Linked DNA regions of Homo sapiens: region 1 is linked to region 2. A link is an interaction called in ENCODE POLR2A ChIA-PET data of the cell type or tissue named here. Cell type or tissue: GM12878. All regions are shown on one strand. Links, peaks and the distances in the headings refer to the core of each region. The heading gives the core; the rest is flanking DNA.

Region 1 (8,333 bases), core at 3,031-5,530, 88 kb after region 2:
CAGTTTCCGCTCTGCTGGCTTTTCCTGCCTTTCAGACTTGCCAGGTTTCACATCCATCACCGTGTCAAACTTAGCTTGTACATAAAGTTGTTTCAGGGGTCTTAACATGTACGTGTCTGGGCCAGGCACGGTGGCTCACGCTTGTAATCCCAGCACTTCAGGAGGCCAAGGAGAGCAGATCACAAGGTCAGGAGTTTGAGACTAGCCTGACCAACATGGTGAAACCCCATCTCTACTAAAAATACAAAAATTAGCCGGGCTTGGTGGCACATGCCTGTGATCCCAGCTACTCAGGAGGCTGAGGCAAGAGAATTGCTTGAACCCGGGAGGCAGAGGTTAGAGGTTGCAGTGAGCTGAGATCACACCATTGCACTCCAGCCTAGGTGACAGAATGAGGCTCTGTCTCCAAAAAAAAAAAAAAAAAAACAAAAAGTACATATCTGTGTATGGATGGGAAGATGAAGACAGGACTCTGTGAATGGATGGTATTACCGCCATAGTAGGCAGTTGCTTTTTTTTGGATTTTATTTAAGACAGGGTCTCTCTGTTGCCAAGTCTGGAGTGCAGTGGCTCAACCCTGGCCCAATGCAGCTGTGAACTCCTGGGCTCAAGTGATCCTCCTACCTTAGCCTCCTAAGTAATAGGGATCACAGGCGTGAGCCACCGCACCTAATTTTTAATTTTTTGTACAGACAGGGTCTCATTATGCTGCCCAGGCTAGTCTCGAACTCCTGGCCTCAAGGGATCCTTCAATCTCAGCCTCCCAAAGTGCTAGGACCACAAGTGTGAACCACTGAACCCAGTCTCGATTTAATTTGTAAAAAAATCATGCCCTAAATGTCTTTGTCCTTCAGAAGAGGCTACAGTTCAAGGAAACCTTTTCAAGATGAAAGACTACTGAGAAGAGGATAGCCCAGAATGCATTGCCGGAGGTAAAACGTGAAGGTTTTCCTTAGATTGAACCCAGCCCAGCCTTCTCTCTTGAATTTTACAACTTCAGACGTCCGTTCACATTTGTATCTGTTGCCAGCAAATAACAGAAATCCCAGCTCAAACGGTTTAAAATGATAAGGAAAGTGTTTATCCAATTGTCACCAGAATCTTCAAATGAACACATCTAGGTAAGTCCCCCAGAGAGAGCCTGTATCATGTACAGTGGTAGAGAGGGTGGATTCTGGCAGTCTGTCTGGATTTGATATCCTGGCTCTGTCTCTTGTTAATTGTGGAGACTTGGAAAAACATGTTAGCCCCTTTGGCGCCTCCATCTGTAAAATAAGGATAATGCTGGTCCCTCCTTCATAAGATCGCTGTAAGGATTATATGAGCGGATGGTTGAAACCTGCTTAGAATGGTGCCCAGTGCACATAGTGAGTTCCACAGGTGTTTGATTTGCCTCAACCTCCAGAGTAGCTGGGATTCTAGGCGTGCACCACCACAACTGGCTAATTTTTTGTATTTTTAGTACAGGTGGGGTTTTGCTATGTTGGCCAGGCTAGTCTTGAACTGCTGACCTCAAATGATCTGCCTGCCTCGGCCTTCCAAAGTGCTGGGATTACAGGTGTGAGCCACTGTGCCCGGCTAGTGTTTGAGTCTTATTTACCGTTTTAAAGCCCCTCTACACCCAAACCTGGTCTTCCTCCTGAATTTCCCATCCCAGCAAACTGATCATTCTCTATCCAAGACCTGAGACCAAGCTGGGCTACATCCCCCAGTGCCCTGTACTTCTTTCCTATAATATTTATGACAATGCCAATTTAAAATAATTATTTGGATATCATTAGTTTAATGTCTGTCTGCCTCTTCCACTTGACTCTAAGCTCTAAGGCCACTGAGATTTTGTGTAGTTTTCTTCAATGACTGGCACACAGCATTGAATGAATGAATGGATACATGAAAGAGCTCTATTAGAAATTTTAAAGAAGTTACAAAAATTGAAATCCATGATGATATGAAAGAAAAATAATTGTGCTGCTTGGCTTGATGACATAGCAGAAGAAGGTAAAGAAGGATTGTGTGGGCAGCTAGGAATACCTTTGTCTAGGCTGCCTGACTTTTTCTTTAGGATGGTGTGAAAACTGCCTAAAAATGTAATTTGGAGCTGTGGGCTGTATTCTAGGAATTTTTTTTTTTTTTTTTTTTTTTGAGACAGAGTCACTCTGTGGCCCAGGCTGGAGTGCAGTGGTGCCATCTTGGCTCACTGCAACCTCCGCCAAGTGATTCTCCTGCCTCAGCCTCCCAACTAGCTGGCACTACAGGCGCCCGCCACCACACCTGGCTAATTTTTCTATTTTTAGTAGAGACGGGGTTTTGCCATATTGGCCAGGCTGGTCTTGAACTCCTGACTTCAGGTGATTCACCTGCCTCAGCCTTCCAAAGTGCTGGGATTATAGCTGGGAGCCACTGTACCCGGCTGGTACTAGGTATTTCTACCTATCTTCCAGGGAGATTTTAAAGATGGGAAATTGGCTGTTTCCAAGAAGAGAAAGGTTTCCTAGACAAAGTTGCTCAAACATTTCTGAGTCTTCAAGCACCCAACTTTCTCAAGCCCAGGCTCCGATCTCCAGCTACCTTTTGGGTATCCAACTGGATGTTCTTCAGCTCCTCAAACAAATCAAGACAAAAATTGAGCTTATTGGTTTCTCCCCTAAACCTCTTCTTGTGTTTATGCCATTAACATCCACCTAGTCACTTGGCCCTAAACAAGGAAGTCATCCTTGGTTCCTCCCTCTTTCTCAACCTCTTCTTGCAGAGGTGATATTAGATTGGAAGCAGTAACTAGAGCTCTTCATAAAATATCTAGATGGGAGGTAGGGGCAGTTTGCCCCAAAGAGAGGGCCCCCTGTATGGGTTCCCTTCTCTGCCAGACAGAAAACCCAGTGCTCATGGGCAGGGATCTGATCCTGTGCTCCAAACCTGGTCATCCTTCTGGGTTTCCTGTTGCAGAAAATGGCATCACTCTACCCAGACACCGAGACCAGACTGGGCTATATGTCTCAGTGCCCTGTACTTCTTTCTTATAATATTTATGCCAAACATGGCCAGGCACAGTGGCTCACGCCTGTAATCCCAGCATTTTGGGAGGCCGAGGTGGGTGGATCACTTGAGGTCAGGAGTTCAAGACCAGCCTGGCCAACATAATGAAACCTCGTTTCTACTAAAAATACAGAAATTAGCCAGGCGTGATGGTGGGTGCCTGTAATCCCAGCTACTCAGGAGGCTGAGGTAGGAGAATCACTTGAACCCTGCAGGCAGAGGTTGCAGTGAGCCTAGATCATGCTACTGCATTCCAGCCTGGGTGACAGAGCGAGACTCCATCTCTCAAAAAATAAGTAATAGTGTTTATGCCAAATGCAATTTTAAATAATTATTTGGATATCATTACTTTAATGTCTATCTTCCTCTCCCATTTTACTCTAAAGCTCTGAGACCACTGAGATTTTATGTAGCTTGTATGAGGGCTCCTTGTATGAGATGCTTTCTCTGCCAGACAGAACACCCTACACTCATGGGCAGAGATCCAGGAAAGAGAACAGCATCATGAAAACAGGCACAGCACTGAAGATATCCTGGCTCAATTAAGATCCTTTCCATTTGCTTATGGAAATTGAAAGACATTCCAGTTCTGGATTGTATTTCCTTCTCTCCTGGAACAGGCTACACAAAGACGCCCTCATGATCGACTTTTCTCTGTCACATCTTCCGCTGCATCCCAGGGTGGTCCGGGTGATCCAACTTGTAAAAACACTGATCCACACCCACATCATTAATGCACATGCCATGAGGGCAGAAAGGGGCCAGTTTATCTGTGTGGAAGACCAAAGCCTCCAGCATTCAGGAATCTGAGGAGATTCAGGGAGCCCCTTATGTTGTGCCGAGCACACAATTGTGGGATGAAGACCCATCTTTTAGCCACGGCTCATCAATTCTGAGCTTCTGAGACACAGAAGCACTACTTCCTTGTCTCTCTTTGACTCTAGCCCCTTTTGCTTTGGCTACAGTGAGCTTTCTCTCACTTCCCCTAGCATGCTGTACTCATCTCCAGCCCGGGGCTTTACACCATGTTTCTTCTACCTGGAATGTTCACCTGGTTAGGGCCACTCTCCCTGCAGATCTCAGCTCTAACATTACTTCCTCCTGAGGCTTCACTGACCTTTCCAACAAGCTCTAGTCCCCTCCCATGTGCTTTCAAAGGCTTATGTACCTCAGGTGTCAGTTTAAATGTATTTGTGTGATTATTTTACTGATGCCTCTCTCCCACACTAGACTCCAAGTTTCTTGGGACAGGGAACTTATTAATGTATCCCAGACTCTAACATAGCATCTGGCACATAGAGGCACCCCTTACATTTTTTGTTTAATGAATGAATTATTTAATGACAGGCAATTCACTAAGCACTGGACACCCCCAGATGAATCAGATACACAAAATCTTTTCTCAGGAAGCTCACAAACCAGTCAAGGCAATGACAGAAACAAAAAGCTACAACAGTGCCATTAGAGCTTACAGGCAAGAGGAGGGGATTTCTCATTTTTTTTTTCATAGAGGGAATTGGAAAAAGAACAGCAGATGAGCTGAATCTTGATGGATAATGAGGAAGAGAGAATGACCCAGAAGATTAAGAAAAGATACAAGGATGGGAAGATGCTGAAAGTTAAAAATCAAGGGAACGTAACTAGGCATGGTGGCTGGCACCTGTAATCCCAGCACTCTGGGAGGCTGAGGTGGGTGGATCACCTGAGGTCAGGAGTTCAAGACCAGCCTGACCAACATGCTGAAACCCTATATCTACTAAAAAATATATATATATATATATATATATATATACACGTGTATATATATATATATGTACACATATATATACGTGTGTGTGTGTGTGTATATATATATATATATACACACACACGTGTATATATATATATATATATATATATATAAGCTAGGCATGGTGGCAGGTGCCTCTAATCCCAGCTACTCAGGAGGCTGAGGCAGGAGAATCACTTGAATCCAGGAGGTGGAGGTTGCAGTGAGCCGAGATCGCACCATTGCACTCCAGCCTTGGTGACAGAGCAAGAGACTCTGTCTTAAAATAAAATAAAAAATAAAATAAAAATCAAGGGAAAGTTTTCATGTGCTGTCAACAGTCATCCTGGCCACCCTGAATGTTCCCAAGGGGACTGGATATGGAAGGTTTGCAGGAAAACATCAAAGCACCATTTTATCAACAGCTTGACCTGGTGACCCCAGTGCAGAGCTCTGACATGGCTCAGTTGGAGCTTACTGCAAGGGTCTGGAGGCCCCACCTCAGCCCAAATCCTGCACTTGGATCCCCACTACCTTCTATGCGGCTGCAAGATGCCCTCACACTCAATGATCTTCACGCTCAGGCTTTTCGTGGCCAGGGTACAATAAGGACCTTAGTTTGGGAGCTGGCCAGATGGTGTAGGAGAAAAACCAGAGAGGGAGGGGAATGAAAAGGGTTAGGTCTGAGCTTTTTATGAACATCACTGAAACTGACCCAATAGTCAACTAGTTTTTTTTGGATAAACACAGAAATTGATCCTTCTGTTCTTAAAGCTTGAAACTTACATTTGTTGTTTTCTGAGACAGGGTCTCACTCTGTCACCCAGGCTGGAGTGCGGTGGCGCAATCTCAGCTCACTGCAACCTCTGCCTCCCAGGTTCAAGCGAGAGGTGGGATTTGCCATGTTGGCCAGGCTGGTATCAAACTCCTGACCTCAGGTGATCCACCCACCTTGGCCTCCCAAAGTGCTGAGATTACTGGCATGAGCCACCAGGCCCCACTCTTACATTTCTTTTATCTGAGTTTCTTCCTCAGGAAAAGACCTTCAGGCCTCTTTTTAAAAAACTATTAAAGAACTGAAACTCACCAGATCACCACATTCAGACAGCAAAATGTGGGATCCCTCATTCATGAGATTGCTTCCTTGCCCCTCACTATAACTGCTTTTTCACACATTGTTACATTTCTTCCCTGCTATATAAACCCCTTAGTTTTCATTGGTCAGGGAGATGGGTTTGAGAATGAGTTCCCATCTCCTTGGCACTGGATCAAAGCTTTCGTCCTTAGCAATACTGGTCATCTCAGTGATGGGCTTTCTGTGTGGTGAGCAACAGGACCCAGACCAAACCCCCAGTTTTTCAGTAGCATCGCCACCCACTGGTAAACAATGTCTCAAACAAACCTAGCTGGCATTCCATTCCCTCCAAAAGCAGTGAAGAAAGGAATAGGTAGAGAGGGTAAGAGAAGGCAGATAGGTATAGGAAGACAAGAAGAGAAAGGTACTATTCCCTCCATCCCTGACATAGGGGAAATAATGGGGCATGGAGTTAATCTGTTTCTTCTGCCTGATGCAACTTTCCCTTTTGACTTAACTTTTTTGAGACGGAGTCTAGCTTTGTCCTCCAGGCTGGAGTGCAGTGGTGGGATCTTGGCTCACTGTAATCTCCACCTCCCAGGTTCAAGCGATTCTTGTGCCTCAGCCTCTTGAGTAGCTGGGATTACAGAAACCCACCACCACACCCAGCTAATTTTTGTATTTTTAGTAGAGACAGGGTTTCACCAAGTTGGCCAGGCTGGTCTTGAACTTCTGACCTCAGGTGATCTGCCCCCCTCAGCCTCCCAAAGTGCTAGGATTACAGGTGTGAGGCACCACACCCAGCCAATTAACTCTTATTCAAACCTCAAAAGCAAGCACAGGCCAGGTATAATTTGAAGTAGCTCATCAGACCTCTGTGAGGGTCTTCTTACTAAAGACTGTCTCCTCCCAGGGCTTATATCCTGAGGTTTCTGGGCTAAGACAAAGAGCTGTTGCCCTTTACTTCTCCTTTGCACATGGGTACAGGCAGCACTTCATTATATTGAAGAAAATATAGCACCCAGGGTGAGACTTGGAGCTGGCCCATTTCAAACTGTAGCAGTTTTTATTATTTTGATTTTAGATTCAGGGGGTACACGTACAAGTTTGTTACATGGGTATATTGTGCAAGGCTGAGGTTTGGGCCTCTATTAATCCCATCACCCAGATAGTGAACATAGTACCTAATAAGTTTCTCAGCCTTTGCCCCCCTCTTTTCCTCCTTTTGGAGTCACCAGTGTCTATTCTCATTTTTATTTCTGTGGGTACCCAAGATTTAGCTCCCACTTATAAGTCAGAACATGCAGTATTTTGTGTTTTCCGTTTGTGTTATTTCATTCAGGAGAATGGCCTCCAGCTGTATTTATGTTGCTGCAAAGAATATGATTTTGTTCTTTTTCATGGCTGCATAGTATTCCATGATGTATATGTACCACATTTTCTTTATCCAGTCTACCATTGATGGGCACCTGGGTTGATTCCTGCCTTTGGTATTGTGAATACTGCAGCAGCAGATTGTATACAATCAGTCTGCAGGCCCCTCTGTCCTGCCTATTTCTGCCTCAAACTCACTGGCCCTTCAACACTGAAACCCACTATACAAGTTAGGGTCTCGAAGCTGGTTAGTTTCCTATGCAGCCCAGATTCAGCCCTTTTTCTTACTCCTCCCCCAACCTGCTAGTCCACCCTTGTCCTTTGTTCAAGCTTATGTTTGCTTGTTTCCCCATCTTTAGCCATAACCATGCTTTCAGCATCTTTGACACAAGGAGTTGAGCCTTATTTATCTGTATATTATCTCCCATGGCATGAAACTGTTTCCAAATCATTATTTTGCACAATGTAGTGAAGCCCTAATTCTGCTAAAGTTGAGGGACCTTGGGAAAGTTGCTTAACCTGAGATTTCATTGTCTGGCCTCTCTAAAGGGATGATAATGGTCTCATCTCATAGGGCCATTGTAAGAATGAAATGCATTATATGTGCAAAGGCCTAGCTTATGGTTAAAGCACAAAAAGTATTAGCTATTATTAGGCACTCAATCCATGTGTTTATCAAATGAAATAATTAGCAGATCTCCCTTTTTTGAGCTCTGTTTGGCAGCAAATGGATAATGAGTAAATGTTGAGGCTAGGATGGGGAAGGAGAGGGGAAGGCAGAGAGAAGCCCCCAGGTTTCCTTTACCCTAGCCTATTAAGAAAACCTGTCGACTTAGGTTTGGGATTTAGAATAACAGCAGTGAGCAGAAAGATAAACGGGGATATGTCAGTCTTCTCTGAAATCTAGGGCATTAGCTCATTTCCTCTTTAAAATAAAATAGGTCAGCTAAGTGAAATTGTATGCTCAAAGATATGCTGTGTGTATATCTAAGTGTGAATGCATGAGAGAAAAAGCAAGAGATCTAGCCAGGAAGCTTAGAAGGGGAGGGCGCCCTGTACCTGCATCCTTATAACAAGGGTCTC
Region 2 (8,333 bases), core at 3,580-6,079:
ATCCAAAGGAAAGTCCTCCTAGGCTGAAAGAACTTGTAAATGAAAAATAAAATTCTAAGCCCCCCAACCATCTGAACAGATCCCTCCTCTTGGCCAAGGGCAATCCAAAGTTAACTTGAAAAACTAGTTCAGGCCATAATGGAAAGGCCAGTTGGAACTCAGGAAAAGCTGACCAGCATTAACATCAACACCGACCTTAAGTCTGATAAGAAACATTTACAATCTATTCTCCCAGAAGCCTGCTACCTGGAAGCTTCATCTGCATGATACAGCTTTGGTCTCCACAACCCATTATTGTACCCCAGACATTCCTTTGTATTTAGATAATAACTCTTTCAACCAATTGCCAATCAGAAAATCTTTAAGTCTATCTATGACTGGGAAACCTCTGCTTCGAGTTGTCCCACCTTTCCAGATAGAACAAAGGTGCATCTTACATGTATTGATTGATGTCTCATGTCTCCCTAAAATCTATGAACACAACCCGTATCCTGACTACCTTGGGCACATGTCATCAAGATCTCCAGAGGCTGTGTCACAGTGTGTCCTTAACCTTGGCAAAATAAACTTTCTAAATTGATTGAGACCTGTCTCAGATAATTCTGGGTTCACAAATCCAAGTTCAAAGTCTGGAGGGAGAAATGAGTCTCTTACAGAGGAGCAGTGTAGCAGGAACGTGATGAAGAAAAGGAAAAGCACAAGATGAGATTGTAGATATGGGCAGGGATCTGATCACATGAAATCATGAAAATTTGGGTACAGAGTCTAAATTTATTTCTAAGAGGCATGGGGAGCCGCTGGTAGTTTTAAAGAAAGAAGTGACAAAAGTTCAATTTTTAAAAGATGACTATTGCAGCATTATTTATAATAGCAAAGACTTGAAACCAACCCAAATGCCCATCAATGATAGACTGGATAAAGAAAATGTGGCACATATATACCATGGAATACTATGCAGCCATAAAAAGAATGAGTTCATGTCCTTTGCAGGGACACAGACGAAGCTGGAAACCATCATTCTCAGCAAACTAACACAGGAACAGAAAACCAAACACTTCATGTTCTCACTCATAAGTGGGAGTTGAACAATGAGAACACATGGACACAGGGAGGGGAACATCACATACCAGGGCCTGTCGGGGGTGGGGGGAAAGGGGAGGGAGAACATTGAGACAAATACCTAATGCATATGGGGCTTAAAACTTAGATGATGGGTTGATAGGTGCAGCAAACCACCATGGCACATATATACCTATGTAACAAACCTGCACATAATGCACTTAAATTAAAAACAAACCTGCACATTCAGAACTTAAATTTAAAAAAAAATTAAGATGACTCAGCTGCAATGAAGAAAATGGATTTTAAAAAGCCATGAGTCAAAATAGAAAGATCAATTAGGATGTAATTGCCACAGCCAAGATAATGGAAGGTGGAGGAGGAAAGTGGATGTTGGTGGTGGTAGAGATCAGGAAACAGAAATGGACTCAGACTTTTTTTTAGATAGAGCTCACTGCACTTACCAATGAGTTAGATGCACAGAGCATAAGCAAAAGAGAAGAATCCTAAGTTTTGGCTGGGGCAACTTTTGGACTAGGATGCTTGGAGCCCAAGAGTTGAGTGAAGATGAGATTTCCTGCACAGGTTTAACATGAAGCTAGATCGACAGTTTACTGAGGGCTTGTTATTAGCCAGGCACTGCAATGAGCATTGTACACCTGAATCTTATTTAATCCTCACAATTCTCCTAAGGGAAAATGCTAGTATTGCCTCTATTTTACAGGTAAAGGAAAAGGTCAGTTTAATTTCTACACAAGTGATCGAATCTTAATTTTTGCATGAGTGATTAAGTTGTGGTTCAAGGATGAGTGGCAGGATTTGTGTAACATTGAGTCCTAGAGGAAATAGAGCAGAATGTCATGGGGAACAAAAGGAACCTCATTTCACTGAGATCTAAGATTTTTGCTTTGAAGTGATTGATTGCCTTTAATAAACATTTAAGTGGTTAGAAGTAATCATGGGAACTCTTGCAAGACAATACTTTGGAGAAAGTTGAGGAGAGAGGAATAGTCCTTAACTGTACCTTCCTTCAAGACTCTAAAGAACAGGAAACCTAGTCTAAAGTCTCAAATAAGGAATTGAAAGAAACTTAGAAGATAATATAATTCAGGAAAATGGCTTGGAATGAAGGGTTCTGCCTCCTCCAGGCTGGGGCTGGGATCACAGGACTGAATAGAAATTTTTTTTCCCGAAGAACCTTAAATTCTAACTTGAGCCAAATGTTTTCCCTTTGAAATTCCAAGTCCTACGAAAATCCCCCCAACTCTGAAGCAGACACAACACTGATGTGGGAAAAGACTTACATGGACCCATTGCATGAAATAAATCCCACTTGCCACCGGCGAGATCTGATGTCCTGGAGTGTCTACTTTGCCCAGATGGGACTGCCTGTTGCAAACCCAACTGCCAATCTCACCTTCGGAAAGGCTGGCTTTAATCCAAATGCATCATGACCAGTCCAATCTTTCATGACAGCAACATCATTTCTCCCAGGGGCTATGTTTTCCCCCACCATCTGGCAGGAAATTATTTTATTAGCTGAAATACAATGAAGGTTGGGCTTAGGGAGAAGAGGAAAGTGTCCACTGTGGTCTCAGGAAACAAGGGGAGGCTGAATGCTTACTCTGAGACAAATCCTATTAGCAATAACATGGATCCGTGGAAAGATTCCGTTCAACAACTCTGAGGACAGACAGAAATGTGACAGGAGAGACATGCCTAATCTGTCAGGTTTGATGATTAAAAAAAAATGAATTCTTTTTCAATTTTCTAGATGTGGGATCAGTGCCACCATTCTCATTTACTTTTAGCCTCAACGAGAGAGAGGGAGGCGGGAGAGAAAAAAGCCGAGAGCTTGTCAAAGACTGCCCAAAGCAGAGGATGGTTTTCTCTTTGGTTGCTTTATTATTATTATTATTATTATTATTATTATTATTATTATTATTATTTAAATATAGCTGTGGTCTCAGCAGGGAAGATCCTACCTCCCCAGGAGGCGTTTTAGAAATGTATGAGGTTGCTTTTTGTTGCCAAAATGGTAGGAGGGGGTCACTACAGGCATTTAGAGGGTCAGGTCCGTGTGGTAGAGAGGACAACCTCAGCCCATGCAGAATTGCCCCATATCCTAGTTAACTTTCAAATGCCATTCTGGACACTCAGGTAGATGAAAAACCTACTTATAAACTCAATTTTTCCCATAAACACAAAGTTATTTTTCACGGTCTTAATTTACAACGAAACTTCTAGGTCTGGGATTCAATTGTAAATTTCACTTTGTTATTCAGAACCTGACGAGCTGTTGCGCATCAATTCAGAAAACAACACCACTGCTGGCAAAGCCACATATGGTACTATAGTTATCAATAAAACACATCCGCATCAGTGGGCTTCTGTGGCTCTCCCATTTATGGTGATTCCCAATATAGGTACAAGCATCTACCTACCTCAGCATGTCTTCTATGTTCATGGCCAAGTATTTGCATACTAAAATACTTATTTTATATAAATTACTTTCCTTCCACCTCCTTTATAATACCATTAGAGCATTAAATTTTTATGAAATTATGTGTGTCTGTGAGTTATATAATCTATGAATTTTATTTCAGGATACTAAAGAGATGTCACAAAATATTAATTTACCTGTATCAAAATATCATATGCACCACATAAATATGTTCAATTATGATCCACAATAATTTATTTTATTTTATTTATTTTTTTTTTGAGATGGAGTCTCACTCTGTCACCCAGGCTGGAGTGCAGTGGCACCATCTCGGCTCACTGCAACCTCCTTCCCCCAAGTTCAAGTGATTCTCTCGCCTCAGCCTCCCAAGTAATTGGGATTACAGGTGCCTGCCACTGCAACCAGCTAATTTTTTTGTACTTTTAGTAGAGACGGGGTTTCACCACGTTGGCCAGACTAGTCTTGAACTCCTGACCTCATGATCCACCCGCCTCAGCCTCCTAAAGTGCTGGGATTTACAGGTGTGAGCCACCGCGCCCAGCCACAATAATTTAAAATAAACCATTTAATAAATATCAAAAGGAAAAGAAGACATTGTGCCTGAAAGTGTTGAAAATCATAAAAATATCACGAAACATTAATAAAGGACATTGTTGAAGAAAAAAAAATCACCCTAATAACCTATTTCTAGCTTTTCAATATTCCCTCCCAGTATTCTCCCGCACACATGACCACTTCTGAATAGTCACAATTTTAGTTCACATTGTCATATTAACCATTCACACCCACCCTTTGAAAAAACCCATTTTGCGGATGGGAAAACCAAGGCTCAGAGAAGTTATGCATCTTCAGAGAATTTGTGAGTAGCTGAGCCAGGTTCTTACTCTAACTTTCACTCCAAAGTGGGCTGCTCCCCAACCAAAGTCCTTTTTCACAATCACTAGCTTTTGCTGGTATACCAATGACCCTTGGACAATAATGACAAGAACCAACAGTTTTGGAGAAAGAGAAGATGGAGAAGGATATGGCAAAGAGACAGAGGAGAAGTAGAAAAAAGAGAAGAGGGAGAGGAAAGAGGTGGATGATGGGGGGTGGAGAAGGTAAAGGGGGAAGGGAAGAGAAAGAGAAGAAAGGGAGTGATGGAGAGGAAGGAGATGAGTAAGGAAAATGGAGGGGAGGAGACGGAGGGAGAGGATGAAATGGCAAGTTGGGCAGGGAAGGGAAGGACCCAAGACGTGGAATCTAGTTCTGGCACTGCTATTTTAGTGGCCATAAGCAAGTCCATTCTCTCTGTGGCTGCTTTTCCATTTGGGGGATTGAGAATCTAAGTGTCTGCCCAACCAATTGCACAGGTTACAGTAAGGCCAATCAGTGCAAAAGATAGGAGAGCATTCTGGAAAAGTTCAAAGGCCTAATACAAAAACAGAAATGGGGCATGTTGTAGCTTCCGTACGGATACCTTCTAGCTGGAGCCTTCAGCCCTTGGAGCTCGTGTGTGTGTGTGTGTATGTTTGTGTGTGTCCAACGTGTACCTTCTCTCCTGTCCCCACCCACACAGAGGTCATTTCAGAGGAAGTGACTGAAATCCACATCTCACCAAGCAACGCGTAGGCTAGCATTTCTCCCCAGTTCACTTTCATTTCTGTGCTATGAGACAGCCCTGGCCAGATGAGGGAGATGTATGAAGCATTTGTCATTGAGGTCCATTGAATTTTATTAGCAATTTTCTCCTTTGTTAGCAATTTCACATTGCATATTAGCATTTGTTTTCATATCATATTAGCATTCATCACAAAAGGCTAATCCCATTAGCACTTTTCACATTGTATTAGAGAAAACAAATAATCGCATGGTGCCAATGCGTCATTGCAACAAGAATGGCCTTTTCATCTGCTGCTTTTCTGTTTATTCCAGATCTGCCCCACCCCTCTGCAGAGCTGCCTATAAATCGGGGAAAACTCACAGATTCTGACTCTATGAACCATCTGAGCTATTCCAGAATTGGGATTTGCCTTTCCAAAAATTTCCATTCATTCGTGAATGTAGTCAATATTTATGGAGCATATACCTGTACTAGCTGTTTCACTAAATGCTAGGGACACATATCAAACAAGACTGTGAAAAATGGGCAAATAATGTTTTCTGCAACTTTCGGGAATATATAAATAAATTGCAAGAGATTGTTTAAACAAACTTTTTTAGAGCACTTTATAGTTGTTCAATTGTCAACAGCATTGACGTGCCAATTTCAACGCTTTTTTTTCTATCATGATCTGTTCATTATAGCAGGTTAAAAAAAGGTTTTTGTTTTTGTTTGTTTGTTTGTTTTTGAGATGGAGTCTCACTCTGTTGCCCAGGCTGGAGTGCAATGGCGCGATCTCGGCTCACTGCAACCTCCACCTCCCAGGTTCAAGAGATTCCTCTGCCTCAGCCTCCCAAGTAGCTGGGGCTACAGGAATGGGCCATAACACCCAACCAATTTTTGTATTTTTAGTAGAGATGGGTTTCACCACATTGGCCCGGCTGGTCTCGAACTGCTGACCTCAAGTGATCCACCCACTTTGGCCTCCCTAAGTGCTGGGATTACAAGCGTGAGCCACTGCACCTGGCTTAAAGGTTTCTTAATAGTTACTGCTCTAGGCTGGGCGCAGTGGCTCACACCTGTAATCCCAACACTTTGGGAGGCCGAGGCGGGTGGATCATGAGTCAGGAGATCGAGACTGTACTGGCTGGCTAACACGGTGAAATCCCATCTCTACTAAAAATACAAAAAATTAGCCAGGCATGGTGGCGGGGGCCTGTAGCCCCAGCTACTTGGGAGGCTGAGGCAGGAGAATGGCATGAACCCGGGAGGCAGAGCTTGCAGTGAGCTGAGATCGCACCACTGCACTCCAGCCTGGGCGACACAGCGAGACTCCGTCTCAAAAAAAAAAAAAAAAAAAAAAAAAAAGTTACTACACTAGACCTCTAGGGCAACATTCTGTTAGCTTAGTTAGAATGTCTGGTTGGACCTAAAAGAAATAACGTATTTCATAATTCAATATATTTCATAATTCAAAATTTTCCTTAATCTTGATTTGTTTCTGAACAAGTGAGGTGTTTTCAAGATTTTGAGGTTTACAAACGTAGATCTTCAGCACATGCAAAGAAATTGTTTTTGTTAATTTTAAAAATGCCTATTTTTCAGATCATTCTCAAAGTAAAACTGACCACCTCTTATCTAATTAATCTCACAGATTGCTTATTAGGTTCAGATACTGGGATTATCAGCATTTCTGGTAAATCCCTCATTTTCCAAAGGAACAACTTTTGGAAACTTGATCTTTAGTCCTAGGTACCATCTGCAAGTCCCCACAGCTAGGCAGATGACGCGTGAAGATGGGGGAAAAGACTTTGTAAACTGTAAAGCTCTCTGCAAATGTGTAAGACTGTGATTCTGAAGCAAGCTGAAAACTCATGCTCAGGGAAAGCATGAAAAGGGAGAAGAGATCTTAAATATTTTAGTGTCAAGGAAATCTTCAGTTGTCTGGTGAAGCCTAGGGATCTCATCTCAGAAAAAGTGGGTTTTTACTATGCATAAAGTAAAATGCATAGTAACTCAGAAAAAAACCAATTATATTGAACTACAGTTATCACAATATTTTTAAGTTGTGATAAACTAATATATGAGGTTCTTTTAAAAATTTATCATTAAAAATATCTTTAAAAATTCATCATGGAAAACATCCAACATAAAAAGAATAAATAGAATAGTATAATGAACCCATGCACCCATTTCCCACCTTCCACGATCATCAATATCCTACCATTCTTTAAGATGTTGAAATCTCCAATATATGCAAAATTTACATTTACAATACAAATTTGCCCTAGTGTTCTAGTGCAGTAACTGTTAAGAAACCTTTAGAAGATCTGCTATAATAAACAGATTATGATGGAAAAAAGCATTGAAATTGGCATATCAATACTGTTGATGATTGAACAACTATAAAGTGCTCTAAAAAAAGTGTTTAAACATGGCCTTGCAATTTATTTATAGATTCCTGAAACTTGCAGAAAACATCATTTGCCCTTTTTTCATTGTCTTCAACGTAGGGAAAATTTACATGCGAGTCTGCAGTTCTGAACTGAACAATTTTGACAAATGGATATGGTTCTGTAACTCACACTTCTAAAGAAATGGGAAATCTTTCCATCCCCCCAGAAGACTCCTTGTTTCGTTTCTTGCCAAGTGTGCTCCCTCATTAATTTACTAAATAACAAGAACTAATGGTGTGTCTGAAATTAGTGTGAATTTGAAGAAGTGATGAGCATTAATACTATTTTGAGATGTCTCTAGCAACTGTAAAGAGATAATTACTTTTTGTTATCTGTTGATAACAAAATCACAGGTAAATGCTGCTACCACTGGGGTTTGTTGGTTAAATTTATTACATGTGCCAGGTACACTGCTGAGCACTTTGCATATATGTAACTCTGGAAATTACTGATAACTATGTGCACCACTCCCCGTTTTAAAAAATGTGGAAACTGGGGTCAAATTAAGTAATAAGCCCCAGCTCACCGAGCTCATGGGCAGTGCTGCTATTAGGATAGAAACCTAAGAATTTAGAACACCTGGACTCTGATTTGGACTCAGTCATTAGCTATGTGATCACAGTGAGATCCTTCTCTCAGTGTTTGCATTTTTGACTGCCAAAATAGAATTCGTAACACCTCCCTTCTAGAGTCATCATGATGATCCTGACGCTCACTAAAGAGTCTGGTAATTTAGAATTCAACGAAATTGTCTCCAACTCCCAACCAGAAT

Evidence for each region. ChIA-PET counts read pairs that join two places held together with the same protein. Peaks named below come from ENCODE experiments on the same cell type or tissue, not always from the same donor. Only the 100,000 strongest peaks of a DNase experiment are listed, where the experiment ranks them.
Region 1: POLR2A ChIA-PET joins it to region 2 with 5 read pairs; 4 of 35 experiments call an interaction of 5 or more read pairs at or near these places.

What each region holds. Positions count from the first base shown.
Region 1 is chr16:16,984,839-16,993,171 of GRCh38, reverse strand. No RefSeq gene overlaps it. Among named protein-coding and RNA genes, the nearest start is that of XYLT1, 480 kb to the left of the region's middle. In GM12878, for the core only: no CTCF peak of the experiment used is centred there; a DNase peak (open chromatin) is centred at 4,004.
Region 2 is chr16:17,073,306-17,081,638 of GRCh38, reverse strand. No RefSeq gene overlaps it. Among named protein-coding and RNA genes, the nearest start is that of XYLT1, 390 kb to the left of the region's middle. In GM12878, for the core only: a CTCF peak has its summit at 5,188; a DNase peak (open chromatin) is centred at 5,136.